Linked DNA regions of Mus musculus: region 1 is linked to region 2. The links are chromatin contacts, found by Hi-C or POLR2A ChIA-PET in ENCODE. All regions are on one chromosome and are shown on one strand. Each heading gives the region's core, a stretch centred on a gene start or an enhancer-like site at or near the end of the contact. The rest is flanking DNA. Distances are from core to core; before and after follow the strand shown.

Region 1 (7,160 bases), core at 1,834-4,333, 180 kb after region 2:
ATGTCATTGTGTCCTTTCGAACTAGTGAGAATTTGTTTCTTAAAAATCCAATTATGTGAATGTTTTTGTTTTAATTCCAGGTGTGGGATAAGAGGCTGCTTCACAGCAGGTGATTATGAGTTGTCTCAAGCACTAGCAGGGGTGTGATTTTTGCCAGCTGTAGATAGTTTCAATCTGGGGATTCTGGAGAGGGTATAAATGGGAAAGGCCTGAGAGGACCTGTTGCAGTTGCTGCCGTCCCTGCTGCTGGTTCCTTTTGTTGCAGTTTGTCAAGTGGTTGTGACCAAGGAGACAAGAAGTTTGAGATATCCTGACAATGAAGATTGGACCAGCCCTAAGGAACCCAACACCCCTAATCTACAGGATGTAGTCTAAAGAGATCTATGCCTCCTTTCCCCTCAGACCTTTCTCTCCTACCTAGTGTTCTGGGGTTGTTTATTAGTAGGGTTCTCTGGAGTCACAGAACTTACAGGTAGTCTCTACATAGCAAGGGAATTTGTTGATGACTTAGAGTCTGTCGTTCAACTCCCAACAATGGTCAGCAGCAGCTGTGGATCTAGCAGTTGCTCAGTCCCACAAGGCAAGTAGGTGAATTTTCCTTCTTCCAATGTCCTTATGTAGGTCTCCAGCAGAAGGTGTGGCCCAGATTAAAGGTTTGTGCCACCACACCTGGGACTTGCTTTGTCCCAGATGACCTTGAACTCAAAGATCTCCCTGTCTTTTATTTATTTATTTATTTATTTATTTATTTATTTATCTATTTATTTTCAAGACAGGGTTTCTCTATAGCCCTGGCTGTCCTGGAACTCACTTTGTAGACCAGGCTGGCCTCGAACTCAGAAATCCGCCTGCCTCTGCCTCCCGAGTGCTGGGATTAAAGGCGTGTGCCACCATGCCTGCTCAGCAGATCTCCCTGTCTTAATCTTCTGGGATTCATAGCCACTATGCCTCGAGATCTCCATGCCAAGATCCAGGTCAGACACTTGTATCTCCTAGTCTCCAGATTAGAATCACAGGTGAGCCTTCCAATTCTGGATTGTAGTTCATTCCAGATATAGTCAAGTTGACAACCAGGGATAGCCACAACAGGTTGGAAGGGATTATGGTGGAATAAAGATCGAAAGGGTGGTAGATATGAAGAACACAATAAAATAGCTAAAAATAATATGCCAATGGCAAACCTGAGAGGACCTACTTTACATATGAAGAGACTTGGGAGCAGCTGGTCTGGACACCTTGCTATGAGTACCTGTTATCAGTATCTTGTTATGCCCACCTTGAAACCATGTCTATGTTCCAGGACGTCACTAGGGCTAATTCTTTATATGTGCAGTCTGCTTCTGTAACCCATCCTCTCTGCCTGCCAAATCTCCCACTTGGAAAGCCTCTACCACGAGCTATAAAAGACTTGACTTCCTCAAGTCCAATGTTGACGTCTAGACCCCTGACTTAGGGGGAGGCAGCCATGTACACGAAAAAAAAAGGTTGCTTTAATTATTTCTTGTTTTAATTAATTTGACCATAATGATTGGGTCGGTGGTCTTTCTCCTTCCATCTTTGGTATTAACACTAGCCCATTGTGGGTGGTGCCATCCTTGGGCAAGGTGGTCCTGGGTTCTATAAAAAGCAGGCTGAGCAGACCATGGAGGAGCGAGTTAGTAAGCAGCACTCCTTCATGGCCTCTGCATCAGTTTCTTCCTTCAGGCTCCTGCCCTGCTTGAGTTCCTTTTCTGACTTCAGTGATGGGACCACAGTGTGCAAGAACAAGCCAAATAAACCCTTTGCTTCCCCACTTTGCTTTTGGTCTTTGGTGTTTCATCATAGCAACACTAACCCTAAGTAGGAGAGATGGGCGGGACACTGTAGACAGATAGTCCAGTGAATATGCCCAAGGTAGAAAGGAGCAGTCAGGTGGCATGGGTGTCGATGTGTGAGCAGAGAAGATGGGGGCTAGGGAATTCCGTTTCTGAGGGCTGTGTCATGGCTGGGGAGGGGGTGGCGGTGGCTTTCTAATCTCAGCACAGACAGGTCTCCAAGGAGCCAACGCAGTGACTCGGACCCTCTGGGAGTGTGGATGAGAGTGGCCCGGCTGAAAGCCGCCTTTGCCGTCTCCATACACGTCTCACTGTCTGGGGCCTAAAATAGAGCAGGAATAGAATGATCCCGTGAGAAGATTCTGGTGAAGGACTACAGGAAAAGGGACATGAGTCACGCTGGGAACCCTTGAGTTCGACACTCCCAAAGTTCTGCTGCCCTGCCCAACACCATTGGGTCTCCCACATCCATCCCTGCCCACTTTGGTCTGGTTGGGGAGCTGGCAGGCTTGGTTCTGTCATGAAGGAACTAAGTCACTTACCCATGCTTCATTCCCCTGAGAGCCTGCTTCTCAGAGGTACCAGAAATAAGGGACCTCAGACATCTGCTGTGAGGGCCATGGTAATTGATGAGCAAAGGGGCCCAACCCAGGACCAGCACCACTATCGGCCTCTGTATTTCTCTGGACCTCAGTTTCCTCACCTGTAAAGGTTTGTCTTCGCAGGTTTCAGGTCAAAATCCACGTTACGATCCTAAGCGCTCCTGGGACCTCCCTCCTGTACTTCCAGCCCCGGACCCTCAGACGTTAGCATAGACTTGACACATATTTTTCATGCCCTGCGTTAGGCACACTCTGACTCCTGCTCCTTGCACCCTGGAGGTAGAGGAAGATGTTCTCAGTCCCAGGGCGGCTCGTGGGTACTACCATGTGCTAGGCTCTCACGTGTTTAACTACGGACTGTGCTAAATCCTGCTCTGTGAGAGGAAGGAGTCCTTGGGGCGGTACACTGCGTCCCGGTGCGCGGGGCCAGCGCGCCCTCTAGAGGCTACTCTGCTCAAAGTCTTGCTCGACAGCCAGAGGAGCTCTGGATCTGGCCAGCAGGCAGGTTCCAAGGTTGGAAGACTCTTTCTGGTGTCTCCTGCTACTCTACCTCCACTTTAACCTAAAAGTGCTCGCCTCACTACCACCTTCCATGGAGGCGGCTCAGAGAGCTCCCCCACTGCGGCTGCGCCGCCCCGCCCCATTACCATGGAGACTTCTTGTACACAGTTTCCCTTTCCCTTCTGCCCTGTTAGGAACGGAGGCCCCTCCGACGGGACTGGTGCCCGCTTAGGAGGGAGCCCTCCGGGTTATGGAGTGGGCGCCCATGAACATCAGAGCCCCAACAAGATTGGCCGTGGGCAGAGTGAGGTTTTATGGTCAACACCACGGGGAGGTGAGGCCCCAGTGCTCTTCTTACACAGGCTTGGTGGGGTCAGACCCCAACTCAAGAATAGACCCTAGGTTTATTTTTTCTTTTTTGTTTTGAGACAGGGTTCACTATGTGGCTGGCCTTGAACAGAGATCCATCTGCCCCTGCCTCCCTAGTGCTGGGATTCCGGTGTAAGCACCAGGTTTTTCCCCATGCATGGTTTGTTTGTTTATTTGGTTTTTCATGACAGGGTTTCTCTGTTAGTCCTGTCTGTCCTGGACCTCACTCTGTAGACCAGACTGGCCTCGAACTCAGAAATCCACCTGCCTCTGCCTCCCAAGTGCTTGGATTAAAGGCGTGCACCACCAATGCTCGGCTTGCATGGTTCTTTTTTTAAAGCCGGTGGTAGCACAGGCCCTTAATCCCAGCACTCGGTCGGCAGAGGCAGAAGGATTTCTGCGTTCAAGGCTAGCCTGGTCTAGAAATGTAGCGGGTTTTCCCAGGAACTCTTCACGTAAACAAGATTTCAAGCTCTCACAGATCTGCTTTGTCTTTTGAGGCAGCATTAGGCTGGTCTCAAACTTCAGGCAGTAGTCTTCCCTGGGGCTGGGCTCAAAGGTGTGCATCGTTATTTCTAGCTTAGATTCAATGCTTAGGGTTAACTTTGAGCTTGTCAATTTTTGACCTAGAACTTGCTTTTGCATGGCTGTGGAGTGGGACCTGGAGTTTATGGCCCTACCCGGGCTTCCTGGACAGATTAGGGATGGTTAGAGCTGAGAGGACAAATGACTCCAGACAGGCATAGGACTATTTTTGCCCTGTACTTTCAGGTCAACTGCTCTGCCTTCTCTCCTGACGGCCGGACCCTGCTCACAGCCTCAGATGATGGCTGTGTGTATGTATGGGGGACAAAGAGTGGGCGACTGCTATGGAGACTGGCAGGCCACAGAGGTGAGGCTCAGGCACATGGCTGGAGAGACTCTAGGGCTCTGTGCTGACATTGAGCCTCCTGTGGTGACATAGGACTTTGGGTTGGAGGAGTCCAGCAGAGGCAGCTGGATAGGGTGACACTAAACCTAACACTCAGGGGCTCTTGCAGCAGAGCTACTCATAAAACACACCCCTCCCGATGTAGTTTTACCTCTAGGAGCTTCCCCAGAGCGGGATAAATGTTTGAAAGGCTTATTCCAGTCAGTCTCTTGTCAAGGTCACCCACGTGAACTTGTCAGACTGCTTTTGGTCCTATTACCTCAACCCTTGACACGGGACTTTGCCATGCAAGCAGGGTACCTGACCTATTGAGATCCAGGAAGCAGTGGTGGTAGAGGGTGACTCACACCAAAGACCCTAGCTGGGGCAGTGAGTATGGTTCTGGGAGCAGGGATCTAGATTGGTCGATGCCCCCCAGATGGGCAAGCAGATCCAGCTGAACCCAGCTCAGGCCAGGCCTTGTGGTTGGAACTACAGATAACAAATCTGGACCTGGAGGGCAGGACAGTGCCTTGTGTTCTCTGCCTCAGGCCCAGTGAAGTCTTGCTGTTTCTCTCCCGATGGCCGCCTCATTGCCAGCTCCTCCAGTGACCACAGCATCCGCCTGTGGGATGTGGCAAGGTCCAAGTGTCTACATGTGCTGAAAGGTAAGTATTCAGTTTGGGCAGGAGCCACCTTGGCTCCTTTGTGGACTTTGTCCCGTCCTCTTTCCCACCTTTGGGCTGGTGTCTGTAGGTCACCAGAGGAGTGTGGAAACTGTCAGCTTCAGCCCGGACTCCAAGCAGCTGGCATCAGGTGGTTGGGACAAGAGAGCGATTGTCTGGGAAGTGCAGGTATGATGCAGGTGTTCAGAGGGGACCAGATACACCCTTTGCTCTTAGTGCCTCCCCTACTCTCTCCCCACACCCAATCAGATGCAGGTTCCAGCTAAAGCCACAGCAGGAAGGGCAATGCCTGGGAAGTTTGGGAGCAACCAGGCCCCTCCACCCCTGCAGCTCAGACTCTCTCTACAGTCTGGCCGCAGGGTGCACCTCTTGGTTGGGCATTGTGATTCCATCCAGAGCAGTGACTTCTCTCCAACCTCGGATTCTCTGGTGAGCTTTACTCCCACCACACCCTGCATCAGTGGCCATCTGAGTGGCAAGGGCGGTTTCATACTCCTTACTACCCACAGGCCACTGGTTCCTGGGACTCGACTGTGCACATATGGGACTTGCGGGCATCCACCCCAGTTGTGTCCTACCACAATCTGGAGGGCCACACTGGCAACATCAGTTGTTTGTGTTACTCAGCATCTGGTCTCTTGGTAAGCTAGGCTGACTGGGGCTCCAAGACCAAGGCCAGCCCGTTTGCCTTTGGGGGTCACTGAGCTCAGGAATGTCTCTTTAGGCATCTGGCTCTTGGGACAAGACCATCTGTGTCTGGAAGCCTACAACCAACAACCTGCCTCTTCAGCTCAAGGGCCATACCATTTGGGTGAATAGTCTAGCCTTTTCTCCTGATGAACTGAAGTTAGCCAGTGCTGGTTACTCTCGTACGGTAAGCCCAGATAAACCTCCGCCTCACCTTTCCAGAGGTTCCAGCCATACCAGAAATGCCCATGAATAACACAGGCAAGGACAAGACCCAGATACTGATCTCTAGTGACCTTGTCCGCAGACATATCTGGGTCTGAGACCACTGATACCTCCCAACTCTATTGCCTGTTTTTACTTCTAGGTCAAAGTCTGGGACTGCCTCACAGGGAAATGCCTTGAGACCCTAAAGGTAAGACACTATGGCCAGTACAAAGACAGGGTGTCCAGGACTAACAGGAATCACTAACCCTGACTGCCGCTGTGTCACTGACAGGGCATGCTGGATGTGGCCCATGCCTGCATTTTCACCCCAGATGGCAAACTCTTAGTGTCAGGGGCTGCTGTGACAAGATGACAAGTCTGCTCAAAGTCGAGAACCTCTCCCATGTAGCTTACGCACAGGCCTAAGGTAACTAAGAAAGCAGCCACCAGATCTCTGCAGCAGGGACTACCCTATCCTACTCCATAACAAGGCTGTTATCTGCTGTAGGCAAGTGGTCACCTGGCCCCCCACCTCGCCCAACCAGCCCCAGGCGGCCAATGTAAAACATGAAGCAGAAAGCCAGTCAGTCTCGCACTTTATTGTCGTTGTCATCTCAGGCCTTGACTGCATACTTGCGCAGAGGATACAGCCGCTCCTTCCGCTGCTGCTTCTTGGTCTTCAGCTTCTCCTCGTGCTTGGTGAGCCGGCGGCGCATGGCTCTAGTCTTCTTGGGTCGCAGGTCTAGGGGCTTGTATTTCTTGCCCTGGGACAGAAATGACAGGGTGAGTCTGAGCACCAGGGGCTCCTGGGAAGATGCTGAAGCAAATGAGAACATGGGACTTCTCTGAGCAAATGGTAGGACATTCAGAGCCTTTCAGCTGGGGGCCGTCAAATAAGGTTAGCAGAGGTTGGCAGGCCTAATATTTGCATAGCCAACCCCCTAATTTCAAGACTACAAGAGCCAGAGGGGCTGAACTTCAGTTTTCCTATGCACCACCCACCAGCGAGTAAGTACAAAGTCCTAGCACAACTGAAAGGGCACTTCACACAGATCAGGCCCTGTGGTGGTTACAATGAAACGGCTGACCCACCAGGCATGGCTCATAATGCTCTAGGCAACATGGGCCAGGGCTTGGTCAAAGTCACCCAGACACAAGTAAGACCCTGAGCTGTTAAGGGAGCTCTCATCTTCCTCTGTGTCCTAGCCCTTCCCAAGGGTTCCAAAATAAAACAGTCCCTTAGTACCCACCCTCAGGGACCAGATCCTGTGGGTCAGACCCCTACATGGTGAGAAGCAGCCCCATCAAGAATTTTAAGAGGCAACAGGCTTCAAAGCAAGCTCCCAGCAGCCTGCTGAAAAGCAGGGCATGCAAAGCCTTTAAA
Region 2 (7,026 bases), core at 2,874-5,373:
TGCCTCCTCAGGCACCAGTCACATATGGGCTACAAAACATACAGACAAACTTTCATATACATAAATTAAAAATACATTGTTTCTTAAAAGTAAATTACCCTAAATCCTTATAGCTTTGGTTATGCAATCAAATGATTAGCATTGGTCTAATCTCTTCTTCTGAGAAAATAATCATTTTTCTGGCTGAGTGTAAGAGCTTATGGTCCAGTCCTCCATCCCAATTCTTTCCACATGATTTGAATATTCTCCCTAGTAGACATTGGCACCTAACTATATCTATCTCACCCAGAAAGAAAGGTGACCAGAAACTCTGGAGAGTCACTTTAGTTGAAGTTCAAATGAAAAGATTATATCCAAGTAATAGCAAAAGAAAAGAACAAGAAAATCTGAGCTGATTAACAAATATGGCCTTAACCTGGCTATTGCGGTCAAGGATGACTGAAGTTCTCTGATCACCCAGATTCTACCTCAAGTACTGGATTACACAGGCATATGGCACTGTGCAAAATTTATGAATGGTTGGGTGTTGAACCCAGGACTTCATGCATGCTAGGGCAAGCGACTATCAACTGAAGTACATCTTCAGCCCCAGATTCTCATTTTTTTTTTTTTTATTCAAAAGCTAATTCATGAAGAGTGAAAAACAGCCCCAAGTACCTGAATCTTAAACAGGCTAAAAAGAAGCTGTTCCAATACAAATACAAAAATACAATGTAAAATACAAAAACAGCTCCATTTTCTTCCACCCCACTGGTTTCCTATACAACATAGCATCTTGCTCCCAGCACCTAGAAATAACCACTCTCTCTCAAAGAAGGTATAGAGTTTCTCTCCCAACCTCAGTACTACCTGGTTATGCGACTGCTCAGGACTCATTCCTCTAAATCCTAATTTTTTTTTTCTCTGCAAAATGAGAATACCCGGGGCTGGTAAGATGGTTCAGCGGGCAAGAGCACTGACTGCTCTTCCAAAGGTCCTGAGTTCAAATCCCAGCAACCATATGGTAGCTCACAACCATCTGTAATGAGATCTGACGCCCGCTTCTGGTGTGTCAGAAGACAGCTACAGTGTATTTATGTATAATAATAAATAAATCTTTAAGAAAAAAGAGAATACCCTTTCCTCTCACAAATAGCTATGAAAATTAAAGCTTAAATGTGCCCAGCAAATGGAGGATAGGTCAACATTTGTCTGTTTAAGAACCTGGGTTCAATTTCAGGGAAAGGGTTCATCCCACAGTACATGGCTCACAATCAATAATCATAGATTATCTCTTTCCGTTATAACTTGCTATAGCTTTATGCTCCAATTCTCCTTTACATAAAACCAAATCAATCAGGCATAGTGATGCATTCCTTTGACCCCAGCACTGGGAGGCAAAGGCAGGCATTCTCTGAGTTTGAGCCTAGCCTAACATATAGTACATTGGTGAGTTCCATGATAGCCAGGGCTATGTGGACAGACCTGAAAACGAACGAACAAACAAACAAACAAACAAACAGTAACAGGATTTGTTTGGAAATGCCCAAACTGAATCTAAGTTCTAGAAATATCCTTTCCCACATTTGAGCACTAACTCCAAGACATATTTCAAAAGTTCTCAAAAGCTAGGTCTTAAGACAGGCCTTATTGCTATTATTCTTAAGAAGTCAAAAGTAGCTCAAGACAAGGCTAAATAATGAGATGTAAGTCCTTTGGGTACCTATGAGTTTGTCTCATAACTAGTAAGTACTATCAATTGTATTCTAACCAAGATTATCAGATATTCCAAGTGGCAAAGAATTCTTTGAAAAGCACTGACACAACAAAGCTGAAGAAGAGAATTTCTACTCCTTCCATTATACTTTGTTTTTGAAAATTTACATTCTATGTAGTAATTGTCAAAGTTCATCTCAGGTTGTTACAGGTTAATGTCACTAGAAGAGCCATCTAACTGTGGTAGAACAAATAAAAGCTTCAGAACTAGTTTCTGGGTCAAGTTGCATGGTCATTTGACATTGACACTGGACAATACACTAAAGCTCTAAAGCCTCATTTTCTCAAATGTATTCTTTTCAATAGTGGGCTGTGAAATCAACTCCATGGTCTGCAATTAACATATTTCATTAAGAAAGAAAGAAAGAAAGAAAGAAAGAAAGAAAGAAAGAAAGAAAGAAAGAAAGAAAGAAAGAGAGAGGGAGGGAGGGAGGGAAAGGAGAGGAAAGGAGAGGAAAGGAAAGAAGAAAGGAAGAAAAGAAAAGAAAAGAAAAGAAAAGAAAAGAAAAGAAAAGAAAAGAAAAGAAAAGAAAAGAAAAGAAAAGAAATATACTGGGTGATATTACATGATTTTTCATCTACATTTTTAAAATGTTGTTCCTGGGGCTGGAGAGATGGTTCATTACTACTTACTGCCTTTACAGAGGGCCTGAGTTTGATTCCTAGCACCCACATCAAGGGCTCAAAGCCACCTGTAATTCCTTTGGCTTCTGTGTACATCTGCATTGATGTTCATATAGCTGCATATACGTGTGCATGTACACAAACATATACATAATCTGAAAGTAATTAAAAATTTTTTAAACGAATGGAACAGATGCCAGTGACCTATTGGACCATAAGTTGTATGCTATTTTCTGTATTTGTTTTCCAAAATTTGGAAAAAGTAATGAACACTATATGTTGAGTTATGACTCAAAATAGCTAAGCACATTATTATTTAATACTGGAGAAATTCTTCATAAATCAATTTTATCTTCCCTCCAAAGTAGTTTGCCTTTAACAAACATTATATACCTGGAAGGCAACCCACATTATTTGTCATGGGCGCGCGCGTGTACACACACACACACACACACACACACACACACAATTATGGACAGAATGAAAAGGTATTTATACCTAATACTGATTTAATACTAATACTTATTAGATTGTATTAAATTCTTGGAGATAGGAATTCCTGAAGAAAATAAAAATGGGTCCGTATGGAATAGACTTCTTATCTTAGAACCAAGGTTTTATAATGCAATTTTAAAAATTATTTAGCCTGTATGTATGTATGTGAGCCACTTGTGTGTCAGGTGCCAGAGAAGGCCAGAAGAGGGCATTAGATCCTTGGAACTAGAGTTACAGGTTGTTATAAGCTACCACTTAGGTGCTGGGAATTGAAGATGGTTCTTCCGGAAGAGTAACCTGTATTCTTAACCTTTGAGCCATTTATCTCTCCAGCCCCTCATAATGAAACTTTATTACATCAATTAAAAAAAAAAGTCAATTTAATTAAATAAAGTAACTGCCTTTTTCTAAACAACATCACAACTGACAGTCCTTTATGGCAACCTGGTTTCCTAGTGGCTCAGAAAAACAGCTGGTGAACCTGAAGGACCCTAGTTTAGATAATTCATCTAAAGACTGCCAGCTAAGGCTGTGTTGCAAGTTTAAAGGCTAGGCCACAGCTTGATGGAGTCTATGCTTTTATACTACCCATCTCCAAAATCCCCTGTATGACTAAAGGGTGATCCCAAAAAGGAATAATAAGAGATTTAAAGCTACTTCCTCATATGTTCAAACACTCTAAAATCTAAAAACTCACTTCTCTGCTGTTTATTCGCTTTTCATTAGGTATAATTTAGATCTATAAAACTTCCCTCTTCCCTCCTTCCTTCCTATATACTATGCTACTATGTAGCTAAATTTGGCCTAAAACTCACAATCTTTCCTACTTCTGCCTCTCAAATGCTAGACTTACTACAGGAACACACCATTTCTGCTTCAAACACCACTTTTATAATTACCTTATCAAACTGCAAAATCAGGTCCATGGTCTGGAGAGGAAGCTGGCTAAATCAAACAATTAGTTTAGTTACAGCACAATTTATCAACAATAGGCTGGCTTAGAACTGTGGCATCAGCTGCATTATTGTATTTTAGAAAGACTAGTTCCCCCGACATGTATATAAGGTGTAAGCAACTACTCCGTGGGTCATGCCATCAAACAAAAGCAACACCTACAAAGTCTCTCTCAGTGACTAGAAGCAGCCAGACACTCAAACTGCCAGTCCTGAATTATGGCCTCTGAATGGTGAGGGCTTCACATTTCACCGATCAGGGCACAGCCCAATCAGAAGACAAACCCCTGCCCTGGCGGGGACCAGCAAATCCGCTTTCTTCCAGTGTGCACATGACTGAATGTGCTTCTGTCCATCATCTGGGTCATATATAGTTCAATGCGAGCTAAGCAGACAGGGCTGCAAGGAAACCTGGTGCGGTTCAATACCTTGTCTAGCCTGGGCTCCAGGATCTTTTTTTTTTTTTTTTTTTTAAACTGACAAACTCATTTTTCTACTGGGACAGGATGCTGTGCTGGCTGAAGTTCCATTTCTACAGCAAGAATCCTATCTGGAAGCACAGAAGTTGTCCTCTAGCCACAGCAGCTCCAACTTTTTTGTTGTTGCTGCTTTCTTCTATCACCCCCTTCCCCTTTTGACAAAGATCCAACTGTAGAAAGTCTTACGTAACAGTTCAGGACTACTTCGGTTCTTTTACCGGGTAAGCACTTTCATTTTTTTTCCAGCTAAAAACCATTTTAAAATTGCATCTGTTGAGAGGCTTTGACTAAAACCTTTTCAGTAATTTGTGTAGTGAAATGCTGTCACTGATTTTTTCGGCTCATTTCTGCACGTGCTCCTTTGTTCTCGGAACAGAAGCTTTATACGCTCCCCATAACGCAGCTGCAGAGTTATTAAGTCAGTTATTATAAGGAACACAAAGGTTGCTTTGCATTCTTTGCCTTTAGGTAATTAATTTTCTATTTGTTTTTCTTAAAACAATATTTAAATAAGGCAGAAATTAACAAAAGAATAAACTGTTAGAAAATTTAGCAAAGTTTGAAGTTTTTACCACCTTTTCTATCCGTAGTTTTGCATGGCCAAACACTTGTGCCGCCTGGGGCGTTGGGGGTAAAGGCAAGCATAGACAGAGAGGAACTAAGCCAGACATGGACAAAGGCATGAGCCAAAACCAGACAGTCCTGGCCGTTCGATAGGCCAGCAGCGGGTGAGACAGGTCAGCCAGCTGCGGAGGTGGGAGGGGGGAAAGGGGGCATGGATGTGTGAGGTGCTCATGCGTGCAATCGTGACTAGATTCTGAAACTGCCAGCCATTTTCCAAGCTATGCTTTGTATAATCTAAAGGAATGTGTGTCCCCTGAAGCAGTCTTAGCAGAGCCATGGAAAGAAAGGAGCACAAGAGACACCAGCAGCACACAGAATCAGAAAATACTGGGAACTTGAGTGGGCAAGAGGGAATGCAGTGTGTGGAAATTTTTTAGTGATCTGGAATGTGTTGAGTGACAGGAAGTGCCCCAAGCAACCCCCCCTCCACTCTTCTCAGTCTCGCCTGCTTTTGTCTAACTCTTGTAATCTACACACTACTGCTTACAAAGCTGTCTGAGTTTAAGACAAAAAGAAACATAAAAGGCTCTCTCTCCATTTCATAGTACCTGTGAGAGAGGAGAAATGTAAACGCAATCCTATCGAGATTTTCTTTTTCAGGTATATTGAAGATACTTAAAATAACTGTTTATAGATAAATGAGAATTGTAAATTATAGTACCATTTTAAACCTATAATTAAAAAAGATTAACCAATTCTGGTATAACTTAGGTGGGTTCCTAATTTGAAGGCAACTTGTTTTCTTTGATTTTTATGTTACATGTGAAGCTCGATTTTCTTTGTATAGATGTGGGCTTTGGGGAAAATATTTGAAGTAATAAGAAAGTACTTTTTAAAAAGGGCGGGGATGGTTTCCCTTTGTGGGGTGGAAAGCAGTTTAAAGGACTAGTTCCTTGAGAAAAGCAGCTGTCTCTTACTTTTGTTTATGTGCAATCAAGTAACTTTATAATATAAAAAATGCTAGAAAAAACTTTTCAGACAATATAACATTATTCTAAGTGGAAAAAAAAAAACACACACCTAATCTGGCATGTTTCCCAAAGTTCAGGAACACTTAAAAAAACCAGTTAAATAATTTAACACCTAGCCCAACTTAGGAAATGGAGAATTAAGCATGTGTCAGACGCTTCTTTCTAATGGTTTAGCTCCTACCGCAGAGTGTTACTGGGCAGCCTAGGAGTTAATCTTGCCTAGCGTGGCTCTGAGCTCTCATGCCGAGCAGACGTTATTCACATGACGATTCGAAAAGTCCATTCATGTATCTCACTACCTGGATTTGAATAGAAACCAGACAGCAATTCTTTAGTTCCAGCCACATTCGCCCCACTGGACAATAGTGATTTGTTAGCACACAGTCGCAGGCTGGGGAACACAAAGCTCAGAGCTGCAGAAAGATGCAGAATTCAGAGAACAGGAAGTTACAGGCTCCACACACTCCTGGCAGCTCTGAGATTTGAAGAGAATAAAAAAAGGAAAGAAAGAGAAAAGGGCAGCACGGAGATCCGAGATGCCATGGTTAAGGGCTACTCTAGCATTTTAACCACCTCCAGTGCCATAAAAGCTGTATTGTTAAAGTACATAAAGTCACGAGTCCTGTGTGCTCTCTTTTCGCACTACAGAATACTTCATTCAAAGCCCTGGAACAGTCAGCAGTACTAAAGTATCCACGGTGTGCAGTTGCTTGGTCTGCTCTTATAGAAAGGAGAGGAGCATTTGATAAATAAAGCCTACTATCATAAGTAGAACATAATAAAGTTGGTATCCTTTTAAATTTATTTCATAAAACCATTCAAACTTAAATTAAATGTACCAAAACTCTATAGAAAATATTTTTTTCTCCAAGATAACATATAAGATTTATTATTAAATTTCAAACAAAGTTTTCTTATAAGACACAGTTTAAAACTAGTCTAACACAGAAAACTTTTGTTTTAGGTTGTATTTGCCAATCAAAAATTTAAAATCAAAGTCCCATGTACTTAATTTTGGAAACAAAAGAAAAATCATATCTTCTTTTCTGGATTAACAAATTATAATAACCTGTAACTGTCATGAAATTTAAAAAAAATATTAATGTGAATTCTAAAAGGAACAGG

The links. Hi-C counts contacts between places; a loop is a spot of excess contacts on that map. ChIA-PET counts read pairs that join two places held with the same protein, here RNA polymerase II (POLR2A).
Region 1: a map of T-helper 17 cell shows a loop between it and region 2 (2.1-fold over the local background). The contact joins the promoter of Wdr38 here to the enhancer-like site in region 2. A Hi-C loop is called at or near these places in 1 of 37 maps with a recorded cell type or tissue (T-helper 17 cell). POLR2A ChIA-PET finds 5 or more read pairs at or near these places in 1 of 5 experiments (Patski).

The regions. Positions count from the first base shown.
Region 1 is chr2:38,995,226-39,002,385 of GRCm38, forward strand. It overlaps Wdr38 (WD repeat domain 38), which reads left to right and starts at 3,084. Exons shown (of 9, transcript NM_029687.3): 1 at 3,084-3,251; 2 at 4,058-4,178; 3 at 4,748-4,864; 4 at 4,953-5,050; 5 at 5,231-5,311; 6 at 5,392-5,523; 7 at 5,607-5,756; 8 at 5,937-5,984; 9 at 6,069-6,359. The coding sequence starts at 3,168. The coding sequence ends at 6,149. Rpl35 (ribosomal protein L35) reads right to left here. Exons shown (of 4, transcript NM_025592.3): 4 at 6,356-6,540. The coding sequence ends at 6,391.
Region 2 is chr2:38,819,043-38,826,068 of GRCm38, forward strand. All of the region lies in intron 3 of Nr6a1 (nuclear receptor subfamily 6, group A, member 1), which reads right to left. It overlaps Nr6a1os (a long non-coding RNA gene), which reads left to right. Exons shown (of 7, transcript XR_866167.2): 1 at 1-4,527. Among named protein-coding and RNA genes, the nearest start is that of Nr6a1os, 6.6 kb to the left of the region's middle. Within about 2 kb of position 4,124, at least 2 of the 3 ENCODE cell types and tissues checked have a DNase peak (open chromatin) inside an H3K27ac peak, as active enhancers do.